2 separate regions of the Mus musculus genome follow, and region 1 is linked to region 2. The links are chromatin loops, found by intact Hi-C in ENCODE. Cell type or tissue: gastrocnemius. All regions are shown on one strand. Each heading gives the region's core, and the rest is flanking DNA. Links, peaks and the distances in the headings are about the cores only.

The links. Hi-C counts contacts between places; a loop is a spot of excess contacts. Peaks named below come from ENCODE experiments on the same cell type or tissue, not always from the same donor. Only the 100,000 strongest peaks of a DNase experiment are listed, where the experiment ranks them.
Region 1: it touches region 2 in a loop (2.5-fold over the local background); 2 of 42 quality-filtered maps call a loop at or near these places.

The regions. Positions count from the first base shown.
Region 1 is chr3:27,614,032-27,618,123 of GRCm38, forward strand. The region is part of intron 3 of Fndc3b (fibronectin type III domain containing 3B); the gene reads right to left. Among named protein-coding and RNA genes, the nearest start is that of Mir3092, 31 kb to the left of the region's middle. In gastrocnemius, for the core only: no CTCF peak of the experiment used is centred there; DNase peaks (open chromatin) are centred at 1,667, 2,241 and 2,683; H3K4me3 peaks cover 647 bases; H3K27ac peaks cover 884 bases.
Region 2 is chr3:27,707,626-27,711,717 of GRCm38, forward strand. It overlaps Fndc3b (fibronectin type III domain containing 3B), which reads right to left and starts at 2,827. Exons shown (of 26, transcript NM_173182.3): 1 at 2,721-2,827. In gastrocnemius, for the core only: a CTCF peak has its summit at 2,439; DNase peaks (open chromatin) are centred at 1,645, 2,200, 2,537, 2,838 and 1 more place; H3K4me3 peaks cover 2,500 bases; H3K27ac peaks cover 2,500 bases.

The DNA.
Region 1 (4,092 bases), core at 521-3,020, 94 kb before region 2:
CCCCCATGTGATAAGGCAATGTGCACAACAACCATGCCTCTCCCGTCTCCCAACCTGTACACTGGACTAGACAATCCGTGCCTCAGTGTCTACCGGCCTCGAGGAAAAGACTCTGCTAGTGAATTTTCAGCTGCACGGCAGTAAGCAGCTTGCTCGGCAGGAGAGCTCAATCGGGTTAGCACGTGGGGGACAGGTGGAACACAAACAGCTATGCATCCTTCAGTCCATGGTTGGAGAAAAAGCGTCTCAGGGCCGCGGCATACTTCAACACTTAAGTCCTTCTTCCCTATTTCATGAAGCCATACAAATCTAAGAAGGGAGAAGTTCAAAAGAAACTAGAAAAGCAAACACACATACACAAACAAAATCATTTGGTGGGACGCTACCACGGAAGTCCTGTGAGCTGTGAAGATCCAGCTGAATGGTAGAATATTTACCTAGTTCGCGTGAGGCATGTGTCTTGAGACCCAGCATAGTCCAGATTCTCTAAAAGCTAGGTTCCTTTTGGCTTCGAGTCTCCCTGGTGGAATGAAATTCTCACAACAGCTCTGGGTCATTCAGAAAAATGTCAAGGCATGGGGCTAGCCTGGGCAAAATAACTGCCTGTTTCAATGCTGAGATTTTCAAGCCACAGAATCACTTCAGCTGATTAGAAATATCTTACAAAGGCCCAAAGCAACTTCTTGTATAGAAAAATGAGCCCCCATATCCTAACGCTGGGTAGAAAGAATCATGTTTAACCGATAGTTCCCAAATAATGGAAAACAGTCAAGTAGTCGATTCCATACTCAACACAATGAGATAAGTAAAAACTACAAAGTCAATTCAGACTCCAGTAACTTCACTGTCAAACCACCTGTCTTAGTCAGGGTTTCTCTTCCTGCACAAACATCATGACCAAGAAGCAGTTGGGGAGGAAAGGGTTTATTCAGCTTACACTTCCATACTGCTGTTCATCACCAAGGAAGTCAGGACTAAAACTCAAGCAGGTCAGGAAGCAGGAGCTGATGCAGAAGCCATGGAGGGATGTTCTTTACTGGCTTGCTTCCCCTGGCTTGCTCAGCCTGCTCTCTTACAGAACCAAGACTACCAGCCCAGAGATGGTCCCACCCACAAGGGACCTTTCTCCCTTGATCACTAATTGAGAAAATGCCTTACAGTTGGATCTCATGGAGGCATTTCCTCAAATGAAGCTCCTTTCTCTGTGATAACTCCAGCTGTGTCAAGTTGACACAGAACCAGCCAGTGCACCACCTAATGGTTTTAACCCTGTCCAAATTTGGCTTCACTTGGGCCCAGGCAGAGTTTGCTTCTGAAACACTAAGGGGGAAGAGGGGTCTCTCTGCCAGGTTTTAAGTTTGTCAGAGAACAATTTCTTGTTAATGTCCAGTTTACATTGAGGAAGTTGAAATTATAGTCTCCCTCCCTCAGCCTGTGAACCCCAGTTACGATGCCGTTCACTGCAAGGGGCAATCTTAGTTCCCTGAAACCTGCCATGGAGTTGTTGAAAAGAGATGGCAGCCAGTGCTTCACCTAACAAATACTCTGAAAGGACAAATGCTTTGGAAGAAACAGTAGGTTCTGCAGGCTGAGCCACGGCCTGGGGGAGGGGACAAATGAGGAAATCCAACGTGAATCCTGCTCAATGGTGTCATTCAGAGTCATGGCGCACAGTGTCCGCCAATGACACCATTCCCACACTCTGCTGGAGGAGAATGACAGAGCGAGGGAGGGCTGAGGAAGAAAAAACAAGGGAGAAGGATAGTTGCTCGCTGTAAGGGACTCTGAGCTTCAGTATCTGTGTGGTTCTATGGTCACTTCTGTTTCCCTCCACAGGCTGCTGTCACTTCAAGGTCTTGAGCCACTTAACACAAGTTAGCAAAATAATGTCATTGTGAAAAGAGAATAAAATTGTTCTGGACACAATCATTAGCAGTGGAGCGCCTTTAGACGGTGTGTTTAGTGCAATAGTGCAATAACGATGCTTTCTAGGCAATTCAATCTGGTTTTGCTCAAACTGTCATGATAATCACCTGCCTTTTTTTTCAGGGCTCAAAACATGAAAAATTCATCATGAAATGAGGGTCATTATAACAGTCCTTCAAAATTTAAAGATGCTTCACTGGGAATGTTGGTCAATGGCAGAGTGCTTGTATAAAACACTAGGTTCAAGCCTGAATCCCCCAGTGGTTGGGGAGGGGGAGGGAGAGGGAGGGAGCAGGAGGGAGGAGAATGGATGTGCACAGGAGCAAGTCAGGAAGAGGACGAAGTGACTAAGTGTTTCTCTAGAACAACCAACTGGCTTTGAGTATTAGTGTGATTTAACATTCCGGGGAGTGGAAAGCAGGTTCACACAAGGTAATTACACTCTCACTAAAACAGTCAAATGTAAAGGACTCACACTTGGCATAGCACAAACTAGCCAGGAGTCCACTCAGTAACCATGCTGCCCCGGCTGGGAGCAGGGTGGAGTAGAGCAGTTTCCTGTCTCTGCTGACGTCCTAGTCTAATCTAAGGGCTAGGGAAAGCCTGGCTTCCATTACCAGCCTATGCTGTGCCCCCTCTACCTGCTCCTCGCTAGCCCAGAGCAAAGTCAAGGTGGACGACTGGCAGCGGCCCAGAAGGCTGGCTCTAGGAACAGACAGACCTAAGGCTTTCCAGGAAGTGGAGTGTTTGTTTTGGCAGAAGGCTTCTGCGGAGAGCAGAGAAATGGCCCAGATAAAGAGATGGCATGTGTGGACAGGAAGGAAGGCTACCTGCCAGCGCCTCGGCTCAGCCGGGGACACGAAGAGAACGAGATCCACACTGCCCTGTATTAATTCCTGCCTGGACGCCAAGGCCAGAATTCACACTGATCACTGAGGCCCTTTCCTCTGACAGCTGTTATACAATTTTGTCTGGCCAAAGAAGAAAAACTCTTCGGTTTCTGGTGTAATGGGTACAGTGCGGTCTCCGAGGGACAGAATGCTGTGCCCTTTGGTGGCCCCCTCCAACACTTATGATTCATAGTTCACGGAAAGTATTGAGAAATATTCCATCAGAATTGAATCTGCTTTCACAGCGTGTTGTATGTTTCCTGTGTTTTTCTTCCTTCGTTATCACCAAGGACATTCCCATAAAAACAAAATCTTTTCCCCCCTAAGCAACCATATTCTTCAACATTAATCTGTGCTCGGCTTCCAAGCTGCTGTTTAATGATGTCATACAGAGTTTCTTTTTTCAGTTATGCCATAATGATGCACAGAGGAAGTTATGTGGCAAATCAGCTAAAGTGTAAACAAGAGGCTGACCTCAGGATGATTTCAGAGTTTTCAGAAAGGGCCAGCAAGCAGTTCTAACCTTTTCTCACTAGCAAGCAAGGAGGCGTCTGCTCAGTCCCAGAATCTACATTGAAAACTGAGGCAAGGTAGGACACACATGTAATTCCAGTGCTGGGGGGTGGGGAAAGAGACTGTAGATAGCAGGGCCACTGGAAAGACAGCCTCGCCTAGGCAAGCCCCAGGAAAAGGTGGGGAGACCTGCAGAATGATACCCAAGCTTGTCCCATCGCCTGGGTCTGCACACATGGTCACACACAGCCACAGATATCTACTAGCACCCATGTGAACATGCAAGCACACAAACATACACACACACGTGAAGGGAAACTGTCCCTCTTGGTCCCAGTACTCCACCGCTGTACCCCTCCTTTCCCAATAATGAGAATGAAGTCCTAACTTGTAAGCTAAGTCTAACCATGATGCTGGGCAAAAGGAATTTAAGTTGTAAACCAGTATTTCTGCTTCCCGTTATCTGCTGTCCTGAATCAACAGGTGCAGCACAGTTCCACTAGCAAGCTAAGAGGCCCCAGCTCCTGGATAACTCTTGTAACGTGCGGGACGGAAAACCACACGGCAGTCTTTGCCTCTCTCGGGTCATGAGCTCTCAGGACATGAAGCAATCGTCTTGGGCCTCAGGTTCCTCATGTGTCTGTCACACTCACTAAAGGAGAACAGGCACAATACAGCCCAAGAATGGAATAAACGATACAGCAACAAGAATGAAATCACAATTAATAAAAGGAAGCCACAATACCAGGTGCCAGAAGTCGCA
Region 2 (4,092 bases), core at 921-3,420:
TCTTCTTGCATTCTAATATTTACACTTTTGGGGGAAAGGAGACCGAGTAGACAAACTGACCTGGAGTGTAAGCCAGGCTAGCATCTCTTGATCTTCCCACCTCTGCCTCTTAGATGCCAGGATTATAGGTGCAAGCCACCATGCCCAGCTATGCTACTTTATTACACTGAAATGGCTGTACAAATCAGCTCCTTTACCAGCAATTCCTACATATACCTATTCCAACTAAACTTCTAAGCTACAGGTCTGCTCATCAGTGCTGACTGACAAATGCGCACCTTAAGCTGTAAGTAGCTAACTTTCCACTCTGTTTGGAGAAGCAGACTGAGGCACACCTACCCCAGACTTCAAAGTCTACTTAGAATAGGAATTCAAGAGCTAGCTGAGGCTCTAGCACTGTAGTAGAATATGTGCCTCCAGTGTACACAAGGCCATGGGCTCAAACCCAAATGTGTGTGTGTGTGTGTGTGTGTGTGTGTGTGTGTATGTGTGTGTAAAAAGTAGACTTAAAACATCTTCTGATTGTAAAGAAATACACTTAACTTGGTGATTCAAAAAGCAATATGGCTCAGTTGAAGGTCAATAGACTTGGGAGTCTAAAAGTTCTATGTTTCAAATTTAAGTTTAAAATAATTTGGAAAAAAGGAAAATTCAAACAACAATTCTTGAGTCACGGAGCCACATTTGAAACGCTCGATTACATGTGCCTCCTGGCTACAGGAGGACAATCTAGACAGAACCATTCTATCCCTGGAGAAACCACTGAGCCATGTTCTGAATTACTGGTACCTTGATTTCTGTGAACTTAGACGCCCTTGTTTATAAAACGTACATTTACTACAACTGAAATCAAAATATTCAAAACTTAATCGAGTAATGTATAAAAGGCAGAAAACATGTTTATCTAAGAAGGAATATACTATTAGTACAAGCTCTAACAGGCATGTGGTTCATACCTGTCACCCAACATCCAGGAGGCTGAGGCAGGAGGTCAAGCTTGGAGAGGCCAGCCCAAGCCTGTCTCAAAATACAATGCCCAAAAAAACTTTCCTTACAAGCAATTAAGTGTGAGTGACCCTTCCGGGTGGATCATGAGAATTTTAAGAGTTGGGCAGAACGGGCACAAATGCCAGTGTAACAAACAACCAGGAGAGGTGCTGGTGCTCACGCTCTGCATTCCTTTAGAAGCCCCAGAAGACAGAAGACGGGCTCCTCCAAACATCCCAGGCTCTGATCACAGCTATTTTTAAAGGGTCTTAAAAGATTACCAAAATGTCTTTCTGGAACTGTATATACTGTCATTAGATGCTACCAGCCCCCACCCTACAAGATCTCGACAGTGCTAACAGATGCTAAAGGAACACGATCTTGTCACACAAACGCTTTTTCTCATAAGCATCAAAATAAAATGCTTGAAAAGCACATGCAAGTTTAAGGACAATACTAAGAGAGCAACTTTTTAAAACAATAATCAACGAGGCCTCACTTTTAGCCAGGCTGCCGCGTATCTCGCGTCTCGGTAAGCATGAACTCCGGTTGGCCCTCCTGGCCAGAAGCATGTCCAGGGACTTTACCCTCTTCAACAGCTGCTCCCAGGGAGCCAGGAAATTTACTGAACCCAGTCTTTACTGCATCCACAGTCAGCCTCCAACGAGGAGCGAACCAACAGCCCCCACACCAGTCACAAAACCAGGTCAGAGTTGCTATGCATGCATGCGCTGTGTGGCATAACTCAAGTTCCCAGGGTCCCAGCCGATACTTGGAGATGCGGGAGCGCCACGCACTCAAATCTGAACAGAGCAGTGAAATTTTGCTCAAAACCTGACTTTCTTTTGTACTGTTTTGTTGTTGTTTTAAAAAAGAATGTTATTCCAGAATGGATTCCTTTTCTTCCGGGTCTGTCTGCTCCTACTAACTCTCTGCCACAACCAGGGTGCCTCCCCTTTCCCAATGCCCCACCTCTTGCCACATTTATAAAAAAAAGAAAAAAAAATGGCACATTCCCTCTCCCCTAGCTTCTCCTAGTAAGGCCTGGAAACTGGAGGAAATTCAAATCAAATTAGTTGCACATTAAAAAATAAACAGACAAGCAATCAAGGGTGCCCACCCAACAAAAGCCCTCGCCAGTTCCAAAATATGATTAAGCCTGGGAGGGAAGAGGGGGAGGGGGACTAGCCGGGATGGAGATAAACGTGTGCATTTTTGGCCCCAGCGTCAGCCTCATCGCGGCCAAATTCTACATTTTGTTTAAAGAAAACGCTGGGCCTGAGAGAAAAGAAAATAAAAAGTTGTAACTTTTAAGGAAGTCTGCAATCCGCACTGTCTGGATAAAATGCCAGTGCTTCCTTCGTCTGGGATCGCCGGGTGGGAGCCGAGATTCGAAAAATCTCCAACCCCAGCCGTTCTCTCCGGGAAGGCGCCCGGCCAGCGGCGCCGCCCGGCGGCCCAGCCAGGTCTCCCGGGACGCTCGCAGAGTCCCCCAGGCTCCCCAGGCCGGGCGCTGGGGACGCTAGGCGGTCACGGCCCCGGGCCCCGGGCCCCGCTTTCCGCGAGGACTGACAGGCCCTTCCCACGGCAGCTCGTTCCTGCCTGCCATCCGAACCAGACGGTCCCCGCGGCCCGCCCAGCCCGCCCGCCGCCTCGGGGCGCGGATTCCACCCGCTGGGTCTCCCGGCCGCCCCACCCCCGGCAGGGGCGCCCCTCGAGCCTGACCGACTGACCCGCGCTCCGCTGGCCCACACGCACCGGGTCGTCCTCTGCTTCCCGCCGCGCCCCGCTCCCCCGCCCGAGCCTGCAGCCGCCTGGCTCGCCGAGTCCAGCCGCGGCCGCCGGTTCCCGCCCCCAGCCCGGGGGGAGCCCAGGGGGCAGGACGGGGAGGGAGGACGTGGCGCGCAGAGGTGGCCAGAGGCGGGCGGGGAGTGTCCCCAAGAGGCCCCGGCGGGGGCGGGGGCGACCGGTCGCCCAGGGACCCTCCCCGCGAGCATCCCGGGTCCCGGGTCACAGCCCGGCACCCCCAAGGGGGCCAAGGCAGCCCCGAATCCCAGCTCTGCGCGCACGCACGCCCTCCTCCCTCCACCATATGGAAATCTACAGCCTCCCAAAGTGACACGTCGAAGATTCCTCGGCCTGGCCGCGCGCCCTCCCCCTCCCAGGCAGCGGTCCTGCCGCGGGGATCTGGGCGGGGGAGCGGATTCCTCGGAGCGACGGCCCGGGGAGGAGGGGAACTGCGAGCCCCGCATCCTCCGCTTTCTTCCCGAGCGAGCGGGGGCTGGAGGGGTCGCCCCCTACCCGGCCGGGAGCTTCGGGCAGCCGAGCGGTCGGGGCGCGACCGGGACTCGGCAGCCAAGTTTTCCTCGGGCATCCCCGAGTGCTCCGGGGCCGGGAGCGCACTCGTGCAGACTCGGAGTCCGGCCGGGCTCCGAAGCGCAGGGACCCGAGAGCGACTGTGGGTGGCACGTCCCCCGGCAGCCCGCCGCCGCTCCCGCACGCCTTACCTCCCCTCAGGCTGAAACGGGGCTCCGGGTGCCCGCAATCCGGGTCGCCCACGCCGTCCCAGCCAGCCGCCCGCGGGATCCCCGCCGTCCCCTGCGCCGCTCCCGCCGCTGCTCTCCGCCGCCTCCTCCGGCCGCCGCCGCTGCTCAAATAACTACCAGGAGGGTTTGATGGGGGATTCCGCCATGTCAATGATGTCGGGACCACATGGGGATTCGGGCCCCGCCCACTGCCGTAAGCCTCCCAGTACACGCGCAACTACAAGAGCAAGCTCGCGGTAGCTCGGCGAGGCCTCCCTTTACCATAAGCCAAGCCAGGCTACACACAGCGGGGCTTCTCTTGTCTGAGCTGAAGAGAACTGGGAGACTCTGAATGAGATTCTGGAATCATCACTGCAAATGCAGTATTTGCTCAGTAATTACTAAAGCTGACTTGTTATTTTTCACTTATAACACATATTTCCTTTTCCAATTGTAATTCCCAGAAGAATCTTTCAGTGATTTTTTTTTTATTCTTTTAACTTCCCACAGCATTTTGCATAAGCAAATTTTATGATACCAAAATTTAAATGTCTATTGTCCCTTTCAGTTCCGGCTAGAC